2 separate regions of the Homo sapiens genome follow, and region 1 is linked to region 2. The links are chromatin contacts, found by Hi-C or POLR2A ChIA-PET in ENCODE. All regions are on one chromosome and are shown on one strand. The core of a region is the stretch at or near the end of the contact, and the rest is flanking DNA. Distances in the headings are between cores, read along the strand shown.

The links. A loop is a pair of places that touch in the nucleus more often than their neighbours do. ChIA-PET counts read pairs that join two places held with the same protein, here RNA polymerase II (POLR2A). Pooled maps may share reads with other maps.
Region 1: a pooled map shows a loop between it and region 2 (8-fold over the local background). The contact joins two enhancer-like sites. A Hi-C loop is called at or near these places in 2 of 168 maps with a recorded cell type or tissue (HepG2 and lower leg skin) and 10 of 50 pooled maps. POLR2A ChIA-PET finds 5 or more read pairs at or near these places in 22 of 52 experiments (A549, AG04449, BJ and 18 more).

The regions. Positions count from the first base shown.
Region 1 is chr17:47,616,829-47,623,722 of GRCh38, forward strand. It overlaps NPEPPS (aminopeptidase puromycin sensitive), which reads left to right. Exons shown (of 23, transcript NM_006310.4): 20 at 1,522-1,629; 21 at 2,181-2,336; 22 at 2,909-2,956; 23 at 4,940-6,448. The coding sequence ends at 5,092. KPNB1-DT (KPNB1 divergent transcript) reads right to left here. Exons shown (of 4, transcript NR_171700.1): 4 at 4,699-5,259. Among named protein-coding and RNA genes, the nearest start is that of KPNB1-DT, 29 kb to the right of the region's middle. Within about 2 kb of position 5,088, at least 18 of the 41 ENCODE cell types and tissues checked have a DNase peak (open chromatin) inside an H3K27ac peak, as active enhancers do.
Region 2 is chr17:47,658,006-47,664,404 of GRCh38, forward strand. KPNB1 (karyopherin subunit beta 1) reads left to right here. Exons shown (of 22, transcript NM_002265.6): 5 at 503-655; 6 at 3,114-3,173; 7 at 5,084-5,173; 8 at 6,154-6,264. Among named protein-coding and RNA genes, the nearest start is that of KPNB1, 11 kb to the left of the region's middle. RefSeq lists enhancers at 2,153-2,302, 5,834-5,903. Within about 2 kb of position 2,331, at least 7 of the 41 ENCODE cell types and tissues checked have a DNase peak (open chromatin) inside an H3K27ac peak, as active enhancers do.

The sequences.
Region 1 (6,894 bases), core at 3,838-6,337, 38 kb before region 2:
CCCATCTCTACTTCTTATAAATTAAAATTGTTTATTGAAAAAAAAAAAAGTGTCGAAAGGAAGAGGAAACTGAGAGCTTTGATGAGGTCTCCAGACACTCTGGTCAGTGTTAAATCTTAAGGGGTAGAAAAGATCAAAAGAGTCTAAATTGTCTTGGAGACATAGCTCTTATACATTTATAGTTCTAATTTTTAAGAATTACAACATTTTGTTTCTATGAAAAGATTTTATATACATATATACTATGGAAGATTTAGAGACTAGAAAAGTATAAAGAGGAAAATAAAACTTACCTATAGTTTAGAAAGCAGGTAGCAAAAACAGCATGTATAACATGCTCTCTTTCCAGATTTGTTAATGTACATATAGTAGTAATTTTATTTTTTTCTTTATGCTTCTCTGTCTTTCAGATATTCTGCATTCAGTATGTGCTGCTTTTGCAGTTAAAAAGTGTGAAGATGCATAATCCCACTGATCAGAAACCATCATTAATTAATACTACCATTTTGATGTATTTCCAGGGGTTCTCCCCCACCCCCTTTTTTTGGAAACACAGTCTTGCTCTGTTGTCCAGACTGGAGTGCAGTGGTACGATATGGGCTCACTGCAACCTCCACCTCAGCCTTCCAAAGTGCTAGGATTACAGGCGTGAACCACTGTGCCCAGCCATATATATATATATATTTTTTAGGATAATTCTGCTTTGTCTGCTTTCTTCACTTAAATATAAGAACATGTTTATGATATATTCTTAAAATATAACTTTCAATAATGCATTTTTATAAGTACAGTATTCATTTTCAATTTTTCACTATTATAAATTAATTTGATGATCTGGTATAAGAACACTAATGATTAGTTTGTTCTTCTAAAACAGAACATTAGCCAGATATCAATGATGTAAAGAATTTGGCTATGATAGATTTTACCTCTTAGATCTTGATGTTAAACTGGTCTGAACTAATGACAGGCTGTTCATCTGGTAGCATTTACATCTAGTGATTTACTTACTGTAACAGCAGATGACAAATTTAGTGCCAAAGCATCATTTTTTTTTTCTTTTATTTTTGAGACAGAGTCTCGCTCTCTTGCCCAAACTGGAGTGCAGTGGCACGATCTCAGCTCACTGCAACCTCCCAGGTTCAAGCGATTCTCCCGCCTCGGCCTCCCAAGTAGCTGGGATTACAGGTGGGCACCACCACGCCCGGCTAATTTTTTTTTTTTGTATTTTTAGTAGAAACAGGGTTTCACCATGTTGGCCAGGCTGATCTCGAACTCTTGACCTCAGGTGATCCACCCGCCTCGGCCTCCCAAAGTGCTGGGATTACAGGTGTGAACCACCGCACCTGGCCCAAAGCATCTTGAAAAGTATTCTCTTTCTTTAATATAATGCCCTGCCATTCTTACCTAGTGAGAATATAGAACCTAAGTTTTACCTTACTGGGGAAGAAGCTCATATAATCATATGCAGAACATCCAAGGGAGAGTTAACTATTCCTATCTTTATCTTTTTTCCTGTAGCTTCATAAACAAGCAGATATGCAAGAAGAGAAAAACCGAATCGAAAGAGTCCTTGGCGCTACTCTTTTGCCTGACCTGATTCAAAAAGTCCTCACGTTTGCACTTTCAGTAAGTTACGGTGAAAACTGCATTTAGAAGTGAATCGTTACCCATCTCTGAGAAGTGTCTCTGATTCAGCTCTGATCCTCTTGAGCTGCCTTAACCCTAACTAAAGCTTCCTTTTCCAGAGTAACTGGCTTGAGTTTTTGTTACTGACTTCTGTTTTTCTCCCACTAGTGGCGAGAATCAGAATAGTTGGGAGAGTAAACAAATTGTCTCTCCAGAATGGAAACTATGAGGACAGGGACTCTTGAAAACTGGGAAACTGGCTTATGCCTTTGCTTACTTTGTGTCTCTTCCTTTCTTAAACCTATAGGCTCCTAAGCAAGTATCTGTTGAGCAGTCTGTCTGTCTGAACCTGTCTCAGTACCTCATTCTCATTTTGGTTATCTTTAGCTTAAACATTATCTTCTTTGCTGAGAACTTCTGGTTCCAGTTATTCCTAAAACAAGGAATAAGTGTCTTCAGTGTGATTACTTCAGTGTCACAGTATGGTGCACTTTCTGGTACCAGAATATGTTTTTGATACACTAGACTTTTAGCTCTCTTTCTTTTTTTAGGAAGAGGTACGTCCACAGGACACTGTATCGGTAATTGGTGGAGTAGCTGGAGGCAGCAAGCATGGTAGGAAAGCTGCTTGGAAATTCATAAAGGACAACTGGGAAGAACTTTATAACCGATACCAGGGAGGATTCTTAATATCCAGACTAATAAAGGTATGTGAAAAACTTTGAGTAGCTTGCTAATCATGGATATTATTTAGTGACATCCATGATTCACTACACCCATACATTGTGGTCTTTGCTCTTTAAATGTTTCCTGTGGCCAGGTGCAGTGGCTCACGCCTGTAATACCAGCACTTTGGGACGCCGAGGTGGGCAGATCACCTGAGGTCGGGAGTTCGAGACTATCCTGGCCAACATGGTGAAATCCTGTCCCTACTAAAAATACAAAAATTAGCTGAGCGTGGTGGTGTGTGCCTGTAATCCCAGCTACTTGGGAGGCTGAGGCAGGAGAATCGCTTGAACCTGGGAGGCAGAGGTTGTGGTGAGCCGAGATGAGGTCATTGCACTCCAGCCTGGGCAACAAGTGTGAAACTCCGTCTCAAAAAAAAAAAAGTTTCCTTAAATAGTTACTGGCTTTATTTAAGGACTTCTCCATCTCCCATCACACATCCTTTATAACAGACTGAAGTTGGCAGAGAACAGAATGATTTATTTTTAGGGTAAATGGAAGTTTGTTCTCAGCCTCTTGGTTTCACTTACTGTTTAAAACCATTGTTTTGCAGCTATCAGTTGAGGGATTTGCAGTTGATAAAATGGCTGGAGAGGTTAAGGTAAGGAAAATACTGTTTACTCTTCACTTTTCAGTCTAGTAAGTAAAAACAATAACCTGGTTGTAATTATAGTGTTGGGATAATGTACTGTAGCATCTCTGTGTTTTTGTTTAGAGAAAGACATCATGCAGGGCTGTATAGGCCATATTAAGAATTTCCTAAAAATGGCCAGGCATGGTAGCTCACATCTGTAATCTCAGCACTTTGGGAGGCCGAGGTGGGTGGATCACCTGAGGTCAGGACTTCAAGACCAGCCCGGGCAACATGGTGAAACCCCAAATTAGCTGGACATGGTGGTGCACGCCTCTAATCCCAGCTACTCGGGAGGCTGAGGCAGGAGAATTGCTTGAGCCCGGGAGGTGGAGGTTGCAGTGAGCTGAGATCGTGCCATTGCACTCCAGCCTGGGTGACAGAGCGAGACTCCTGTCTCAAAAAAAAAAAAAAAAAAAAAAGTCCTAAAAATGGAAAGCCTTCGAATGGTTTATAAACAAGGCAGTGCCTTGATCTGATTTGTGTTATAAAAATTTCAGTCTGGCTGCAATGTGGATAATAGTTTGGAATGGGGAAGAGAAGATGTTGGGAAGCTAACTCTCCTAGCAAGAATGATAGAATAGCTTACAGTAGGGTAGTGGCAGTAGTGGAGGAGATGGAATAATGGAGATTCAGGGGCTTGAATTTGTTAACCATTTAGTTCAACAATATTTATTGATTGGCTTCTCTGTTGTGAGCATATCTGGGAGAGGAAGAAAAACAAGCCAGGATAATCCCCAGGTTTCTGGTGTATAAATGTTGGTACTACTCTGCGATGGAATGGAAAAAGACTTGAGGCCCTGAGAACTGAACCATGATTAGGAGCCTTGGAACAGTAGCAATTGTCATCTGTGTAAATAAGGTTATTGATTTCTAAAAGGTCTATGTTTAATCAGATGGATTAGTCATTCTGTCTTTCACACCTGTGGTGACTAATTCAAAGGAAAAGCCCTATCATTTTGCCAGCTGGTGTTTAAGAGTTGCTTTGTTTTCTGTGAAACCAGGTGTACTGCATTAGAAAAGTTTATTCAACTTTTAATCATTAAGCATTGTGATAAATTGTAAACTTAGAAATTGTTTGGTTTACTGTATTAAAAATGTTGGATTCCTGTAATTCCAGCATTTTGGGAGGCTGAGGTGGGAGGATTGCTTGAGTTCAAGAGTTCAAGACCAGTCTGGGCAACATGGTAGGACCCCATCTCTACAAAAAGGAAAAAACAATTTGGCCTGGGAGTGCACGCTTGTGGTCCCAGCTACCCAGGAAGTTAAGGTGGGAGGTTTACTTGAGCCCAGAAGGTTGAGGCTGTGATGAGCCATGATCGTTTCATTGCACTCTAGCCTGGGCAACAGAGTGAGACCCTGTCTCAAAAAAAAAAAAAAAAAAAAGACCATGGGGTGTTAAATTATTAGGGCATAGCAGCAATTTAAACTTCTTTGTATTATCATCCCTTACAAATTAATCTTTATTTGAAGCAGCCAAAATGTGTTGAATCCTTAAGTACTCTGTGCTAGGTATTTTGTCAAATGTTTATATGGATTGTCTCTTTAATCTTCTGGAGTAGATATTTTCTCATAGTTGAGAAAACTGAGACTTAGAGCAGTTAATTTTCTCACAGTCACAAGCTAGTACATGACTAAGCCTGGATTCAGGTTCCAAGTCTTCATTCCAAAGACTATATTTACCACTACACAATTAGCCTAAAAGAAAGGCAGTAGGTTCTGTCTCTTTATTAACTTTTGATTAGGTTGTTAAGCATATAATTAAGGGGAGAATTCCTATATGCAGGTCCAAGGAGTTGCTTGTTTTCTTTTAGCCTGAGGGTGGCAGTGGTAAATTCTCATGCCTGAAGATTATGCATCCTTCATATAGACCAGTGGGTATTTTTTCATAACCTGTAATATTAACTTCTTATTGCTAGTAATGATCCTGCATTCTGGGTTGTTTTATACCAGGCTTTCTTCGAGAGTCACCCAGCTCCTTCAGCTGAGCGTACCATCCAGCAGTGTTGTGAAAATATTCTGCTGAATGCTGCCTGGCTAAAGCGAGATGCTGAGAGCATCCACCAGTACCTCCTTCAGCGGAAGGCCTCACCACCCACAGTGTGAATCCTGAGGTGCCGCCATTGGCGGTTCTGCTGCTTCGCTGCAGGGATAAGGTGGAGCTACCGAACAGCTGATTCATATGCCAAGAATTTGGAGTCTTCTTTCAAACCAGTGGGGGTTGGACAATGAATGTAGTTAACTGGTTCCTGCTCACACTCCAGAATTAAATTCTATTGAAAAAGGAAAATCAGCAATTCAGCAAAAAATAAATAAAAAATAAAAATGTAAATATGATAGTAATAAAATAGAGCATAACGAAACTGTGAAACTTTCTGAAGCCTTGTCAGTGGTTAAAAGTATTTAACACTCTACTGTTAATGACAGATGTTCTGTTTTTATAACCTACCAAAAGGAAACTAGAGGCTTCTTGGTGAAGAGCATTTTTGTGAAGTGGGTTCTGCAAGGAGCCTATAAAGCCAAGGGTGGTGTCCATTTCTGGGAATGGTTAAACACAAAAGGCTGATAGCTGGTATCACATAGTTGGAGTCAGTGCATAATTCCAAGTGGCTTTTTTTTTTTTTGGCACGGGGACTGATCAGGAAGATATATTCCTGCATAACTCAATCTGAACCAAGGATTGTAGTTTAGTTTTCCTCCTTGCCTTCCCTTCTGTGTGACCGACCCCTTGGCCAAAAAAAAACAAAAAGCAAAAAACAAAAACCTACCCTGTTCTGGTTTTTTTCCTCCCTTTAGTTCCACCCCCAACCCCCATTCCCTGGTGTCCTTCTTAGAGATGAAGAAATAATAAGGAAACATCTTTCATAGCCACATTAAATAAGAGAAACTGATATACATTATTTTTTTCTTTTTAAAGATGACTTATAAGAACCCTGAAATTTATATAGGTGAGACAATAGAAATAAAAAGATCTTCAGCCAGGCCTTTCTGAAGGAGTTATTCTGCTAAAAATGGTCTTAGTTGTCTGAAAAGCCAGCTCTTGAACCTCTTCACAACAGTATCAACACTGGCTTCTCCCGGTTCATTTTATGCGTGCGAGAAGTCAGTGGTAACTGCTGCAGGGCTTAATACATTAGTGGTAACTGGTTTAAAAAACAAAGACTGTAAGCCTGTGTGTGCCACTGTTTGCTTCAACAGTATATCCTAATAAGCCTCACCTATTTAATCCAATGAGTTTTAAATCTAAATCTCATTCCCTTCTTCTTTCCCTACCTTTTTTTTCTTTTTTTCTTAAAAAAATATTTTGTGTTATTAACAGAAATTCATATTTGGTGTGGCTTAACGGTATTTCAGAAGGTCATCAGATTGTGAGACTGCTTCCTTGAAACATTTTTGTGCTATTGTTTTAAAAAAATAATTAAAAAACAGTTGGCGTTAATAAAAATGTCAATGTGAAACTGATGTCCTGATTCACTTTATTCTCTTTCTTTGATAAGAAACTAAAAACTTTCCTATCATTCAGTAGGCTTATGCAAAGTTATACTATCATAGGATTTTTCAAATTCAAAAAAAATCCAGTTCCTTAATTCCTAATTTATAGATCTTAACAGAAAAATCCTGAGATTCATTCTAAATCAGTTCTACATTCTCAAAACTCTCTCAGAGACTCTTATAGTCAGCATTCAGGAATGAACTTGAGACTTCCTCAGTCCCTAGTTTTGAGGCACCCTAGTTCAGGCACCATGCTCAGGGCTGCCCTTAGGCTCTCAAATGTTCTTAAGGCACCAGTGAAGCAGGGGCACCAAAAAGACTGAGAAAAATGCAGGTTTAATTGAAGAACTCAGAATTTTGCAATCAGAAATTCTGGAAACAGGTTATTTTACTTTCAGCATACATGTGATTTTTGT
Region 2 (6,399 bases), core at 1,081-3,580:
CAGGAATTTGAGGGTTCAGTGCATTGTGGTAGTGCCTGTGAATAGCCACTGCACTTTAGTCTGGGCAATACAGACCCTGTCTCTTAAGAACAGAAGAAGGACTGCTTCTGTCGTGAAGCTCCTTATGGCAGTCTTTTGGAGGGGATTGATTCCAGCACCCTCCTCAGGTACCAAAATCCTCAGATGTTCAAGTCTGTTACATAAAATGGTGTAGTATTTGCATATAACCTATGCACATCCTCCCATATACTTTAAATCATCTCTAGAATACTTACAATACCTAATTCAATGTAAATGCTATATTAATAGTTGGTATACTGTATTAAGGGAATGATGACAAGAAAAAAAGGTGTACATGCACCTTTTGGTGCAGTACAGATGCAACCATCCATTTTTTTTCCTCTAAATATTTTCAATCCATAGTTGTTTGAATCCACAGATGTGGAACCCATGGCTGCAGAGGGCTGACTGTATATTCATTGCACTTCTCTGCTTGTTACAGGACCCAGAGCAGCTACAAGATAAATCCAATGAGATTCTGACTGCCATAATCCAGGGGATGAGGAAAGAAGAGCCTAGTAATAATGTGAAGCTAGCTGCTACGAATGCACTCCTGAACTCATTGGAGTTCACCAAAGCAAACTTTGATAAAGAGGTAAGTTTTTTGACAATAAGGTATAGATTCAGACAGTAAGGGATGAAAGAGTTGAATGAAAGTTTTTTGTTTTGTTTTCTTAAGTTTATGGTTTAGAAAGTACCACCTACTTAAAAGTATTTGTTTCCAGTTTAGTCGAGTTCGTATTGTGTGAGATATCCCCATGGAGTGTTTGCCGTTTCTCATCATGCTTTTGGAAATAAAGTGTTTCTAAGCTTAGGTTTTTCCTTTTGCAGTCCAAAGTGTGGAATGTTGTTGGGTTTTTTTAAATTATAGGGCATGGTGGTGCATACTGGTACTCCAGCTACTTCAGAGGCTAAGGCGGGAGGATTGCTTGAGTCCAGTTATTCAAGGCCAGCCTGGGCAACAAAGTCAGATATCGTCCCTTAAAAAAAAGAAAGGAATAGGCTGGGCGATGTGGCTTAAGCCTGTAATCCCAGCACTTTGGGAGGCTGAGGCGGGTGGATCATCAGGTCAGGAGTTTGAGACCAGCCTGACGAACATGGTGAAACCCCATCTCTACTAAAAATACAAAAAAATTAGCCGGGTGTGGTGGCGTGCGCCTGTAATCCCAGCTACTCAGGAGGCTGAGGCAGGAGAATCACTTGAACCTGGGAGGCAGAGGTTGCAGTGAGCCGAGATTGCAGCACTGTATTCCAGCCTGGGCGACAGAGCAAGACTGTCTCAAAAAAAATAAAAAATAAAAAAAATAAAAGAAAGAAATTATGGTATGTACTATATATGTTGGTTTACTTTGGTTTCTTTTAAGATTGTGTGAATCTTTTGCCTTGTACTAAAGATTTTGTGGAGGCCGGGTGCTGGGGCTCACATCCAGTAATCCCAACACTTTGGGCCACCAAGGCAAGAGGATCACTTGAAGCCAGGAGTTTGAGACTAGCCTGTGCAACGTAACAAAACCCTGTCTCTAAAAAAATTTCTGTGGAGAAGAACAACTGAGTTGTTAACCAGTTTTGTGAGCTCTTGTGTTTACAGGGCTTATAATGGAAAAAAAATAATGAAAAATGAAATAAATAAAAATTATAGCAATTGGTCTGTTTCATACCACCTTAGGAAGGTGTTTTTAAGAAACAGGATATATAGCCAGGTGCTTTGGCACATGCCTGTAATCCCAGCTACTTGGGAAGCTGAGGTGGGAGGATCACTTGAGCCTGGGAGTTCAAGGCTCAAGATTTCACCACTGTACTTCAGCCTGGGCAACAGTGCAAGACTCTGTCTCCAAAAAAAAAAAATATATATATATGTATATGTATGTGTATGTATAATATATATGTAAACATTTTGGCTGAAAATGCAATGAATAACATAAAATTTACCATCTTAAATCATTTTTAAATGTATAGTTAGTTAAGTAGATTCACATTGCTGTGGAAACAATCTCCAGAACTTTTTCATCTTGCAAAACTGAAACTGTACATACTGAACAACAACTCCTCATTTCCCCCTTTCTCAGCCACTGGTAACGACCATTTTACTTTCAGTTTCTATGTATTTTACTACTCTAACGAAATACCTTACGTAAGTGGAATCATATTTGTCTTTTTGCGACTGGTTTGTTTTACTTAGTATGATGTCCTCGAGATTCATCTAAGGGGTAGCATTTGTCAAAATTGGCTTTTTAAGGGTGATTAATATTCCATTATATGTATATGCCACATTTTGTTTATCTAGTCTTCCATCCATGGCCATTTGGTTTGCATCCACCTTTTGGCTATTGTGGGTAATGCTGCTATGAACATGGGCATGCATGTGTATCTTTGAGACTCTGCTTTCAGTTCTTTAGGGTAAATACCGACAAGTAAAATTGCCAGGGTCATGGTCTGAAAGTATTTCTGTATATATGTTTGTTGACACTTCAGCTGGGTTTTTACCATTTCTTGACTTTGGAAAGGTCTGAAACCCCAGAGCAAATGGCAATTCTAATTGATTAGAAAACTGGATTTTTCCTTAATAGATTTTGGAAGATTTAGGAGGGTAGCACATAAAGTTCATTCTCCCTTTTCTCACCACATTTGATGTGAATTTGCTACCTCTCAGAAAACAAATTTGGTCTCTGAAATAAAGCAGATGTTTTGAATTCTCTTATATAAGGAAACTGATTTTCCTACATGTAAATTTTTATCTTTTAACCATTTTTATTTAAAACTTGTGACCTACATTTTTCTGTTTCCTCCCTGAAGTCTTTGTTAGTGGTCATTTTGGAGATTAAAAGATTAGGGACCTCATTGGAGGGCAAGTCACATAGCAGACACCGAAGGTAAACTCTTTATAGCCTTTATAGTGCTGTACCATCTCAAGGGAGAGTGGCTTGATTGTACCAGGCAGGGCTGTGTGGGGCCCTGAGGGGGAGTGAGAGGTTTTCCTTGTAGAGGGAGTCTGGAAATCTTCCTACGTACAGGTTATGCTCTCCTAATTCTCTTTATTTTTATTCCTCCTACAGTCTGAAAGGCACTTTATTATGCAGGTGGTCTGTGAAGCCACACAGTGTCCAGATACGAGGGTAAGTGTGAGGTTATATGAAAAATCTGTCTTACATCTTTCTTAGGAAATGTCAAATCTAATATAAGTTTGAAATACTGGGAATCAGTTGACTTCAGCAATAAGGTTTGATTAATATTGTTACTAATAATTAATATTCTGGCTGGGCATGGTGGCTCACACCTGTAATCCCAGCACTTAGGGAGGCCATGGCAGGCAGTTCACCTGAGGTTAGGAGTTTCATACCAGTCTGGCCAACATGGTGAAACCCTGTCTCTACTAAAAATAAAAAAAAATTAGCTGGGTGTGGTGGCACGTGCCTGTAGTCCCAGCTGCTGGGGAGGCTGAGGTACAAGAATCGCTTGAACCTGGGAGGTGGAGGTTGCAGTGAGCCAAGATCATGCCACTGCAAACAGACTCCATCTCAAAAAATAATAATGATAATTAATAAAAACATTAGAGAAGAGGGAAGAATTGTCATGGAAGTTGCCATCCTCTTAAAAAAGGTTTAAGGTGCCAGTGTGGTGGCTCACACTATAATCCCAGCAATTTGGGAGGCCAAAGCAGGAGGATCACTGAGGTCAGGAGTTGGAGACCAAACTGGGCAACATAGTGACACCATCTCTACTAAAAAATATGTATACACAAATAAACAGTTAAGGGAGAAAAGGTTTTCGATCAGCTTCGCTACTTCATTGCCGTAGGTTATTCAAGCCATTTCTACTAAAAAATATATATACACAAACAGTTAAGGGAGAAAAGGTTTTTGATCAGCTTTGCTACTTTATTGCCATAGGTTATTCAAGTGATTGTTTTCCCCTGTAGCCATTAAAGCAGCTTTGCTATTGCTATACCCAAAACCTGACCCTTCAAGAAGATAGAAGTAATATCTTCAGTCTGAATAGTATTAGTGAATTTAGCCGTACCATGGGTTCCACACGCACCTTTAATGCAAAAAAAAAGACTGAGGCCAGGCGCGGTGGCTTACGCCTGTAATCCCAACACTTTACAGGCGCATGTCTGTAATCCAGCTACTCAGGAGGCTGAGGCAGGAGAATTGCTTGAACCCGGGAGGCGGAGGTTGTAGTGAGCTGAGATCACACCACTGCACTCCAGCCTGGGAGACTCCATCTCAAAAAAAAAAAGGACTGGCTGTGGTGGCTCACACCTATAATACCAGCACTTTGGGAGACCGAGGCCAGAGGATCACTTGAGCCCAGGAGTTGGAGACCAGTCTGGGCAACATGGCGAAACTCCATGTCCACAAAGATTAGCTGTGCGTGATGGGGCGAGCCTGTAGTCCTAGCTACGTGGGAGGCTGAAGTGGGAGGATTGCTTGAGCCTGGTGGTTGAGGCTGCAGTGAGCCGTGATCATGGCCACTATACTTGCACCAGGGCGACAGAGCAAGAAGACTGTCTCAAAAAAAAAAAAAAGAGAAAAATGGCCGGGCGCAGTGGCTCACACCTTTAATCCTAGCACTTTAGGTGGCCGAGGTGAGTGGATTGTCTGAGCTCAGGAGTTCGAGATGAGCCTGGTCAACATAGCAAAACCCCGTCTCTACTAAAAATACAAAAAATTAGCCGGGCATGGTGGCGGGCACCTGTAGTCCCAGCTACTTGGAAGGCTGAGGCACGAGAATTGCTTGAATCGGGGAGGCAGAGGTTGCAGTGAGCCAAGATCATGCCACTGCACTCCAGCCTGGGCAACAGGAGCGGAACTCTGTCCCTTCCCCGAAAAAGAGAGACAAAATGGGAAAATAAAGGAACAGATAATGAGGGAATTAAAGGGAGAGAATGAATTTTAGGGAAATGATAACGTATCCCATATTTACCTCAATTAATCCTTAGGATTATTGGCCCATTTGAGTGAATCTAACTTTGTCAGATTGCGTTGTTATTTTAGTAAACTATCTGATCTGCTGTTCATAAAAGGTACGAGTGGCTGCTTTACAGAATCTGGTGAAGATAATGTCCTTATATTATCAGTACATGGAGACATATATGGGTCCTGCTCTTTTTGCAGTAAGTATTTCTATTTATGTGATTTGAGCTTGTGGCTAATTACAGAGCCCATCATCCTTAGTCGCTATTTTGCCAATTCTGTAATATTTTACTTAATACTATGGAATCAAGGAAATTCCTCGAGACTGTTCGGTTTAAGCTCATCAGTGGTGTGCCAAGAAAACTGGTGCTAACTTTGTGTGGGTAAAAGACCTTCATTTTGAGGTCAGGCCCGGTGGCTAACGCCTGTAATCCCAGCACTTTGGAAGGCTGAGGTGGGCAGATCACCTGAGGTCAGGAGTTCGAGACCAGCCTGGCCAATATGGTGAAACCCCGTCTATACTGAAAACACAAAAATTAGCTGAACGTGGTGGCACGTGCCTGTAATCCCAGCTACTCTGGAGGCTGAGGCTGGAGAATCGCTTGAACCCAGGAGACGGAGGGTGCAGTGAGCCAAGATCACGCCATTGCACTCCAACCTGGGCCAGAAAGCGAGACTCTGTCTCAAAAAGAAAAAAGAAACAACCTGCATTTTGAAAATCTGAGGCTGGGCATGGTGGCTCACGCCTGTAATCCCAGCAGTTTGGGAGGCTGAGACTGACAGATCGCTTGAGTCCAGGAGTTTGAGACCAGCCTAGGCAATATGGTGAAACCCCGCCTCTACAAAAAATACAAAAATAAGCTGGGTGAGGTGGCATGCACTTGTGGTCCCACCTATGGAGGAGGCTGGGGTGGGAGGTTTGTTTGAGCCTGGGAGGTGGAGGTTGCAGTAAGCTGAGATTGTGCTGCTGTACTCCAGCCTGTGTGACAGAGTGAGACCCCATCACCAAAAAAAAAAAAAAGAAAAGAAAATCTTTCTTTTCCTATCTTTTCTTTCAAGCCTAGCTTCCTTTTTATAGTTACATTTCTGAAATTTGCATGTCTGTGGTTAAAGCCGGGTTGGGGCAGGGACTCACTTGAATCAGTACTTATTTGGGGCCTGGGGTGTTTTTCTTCTTAAGATCACAATCGAAGCAATGAAAAGTGACATTGATGAGGTGGCTTTACAAGGGATAGAATTCTGGTCCAATGTCTGTGATGAGGAAATGGATTTGGCCATTGAAGCTTCAGAGGTGAGCTGGGGAGAACTATTACTCTGAATACGCTTTGGGACATATCTCATTTGTGGATGATGTTCCCCTTCTAGGAGAACTTTATTCTGTCTGGGTTTAGAGGGTATCTCCATTGGCAGAGATTTTGATTTTTCT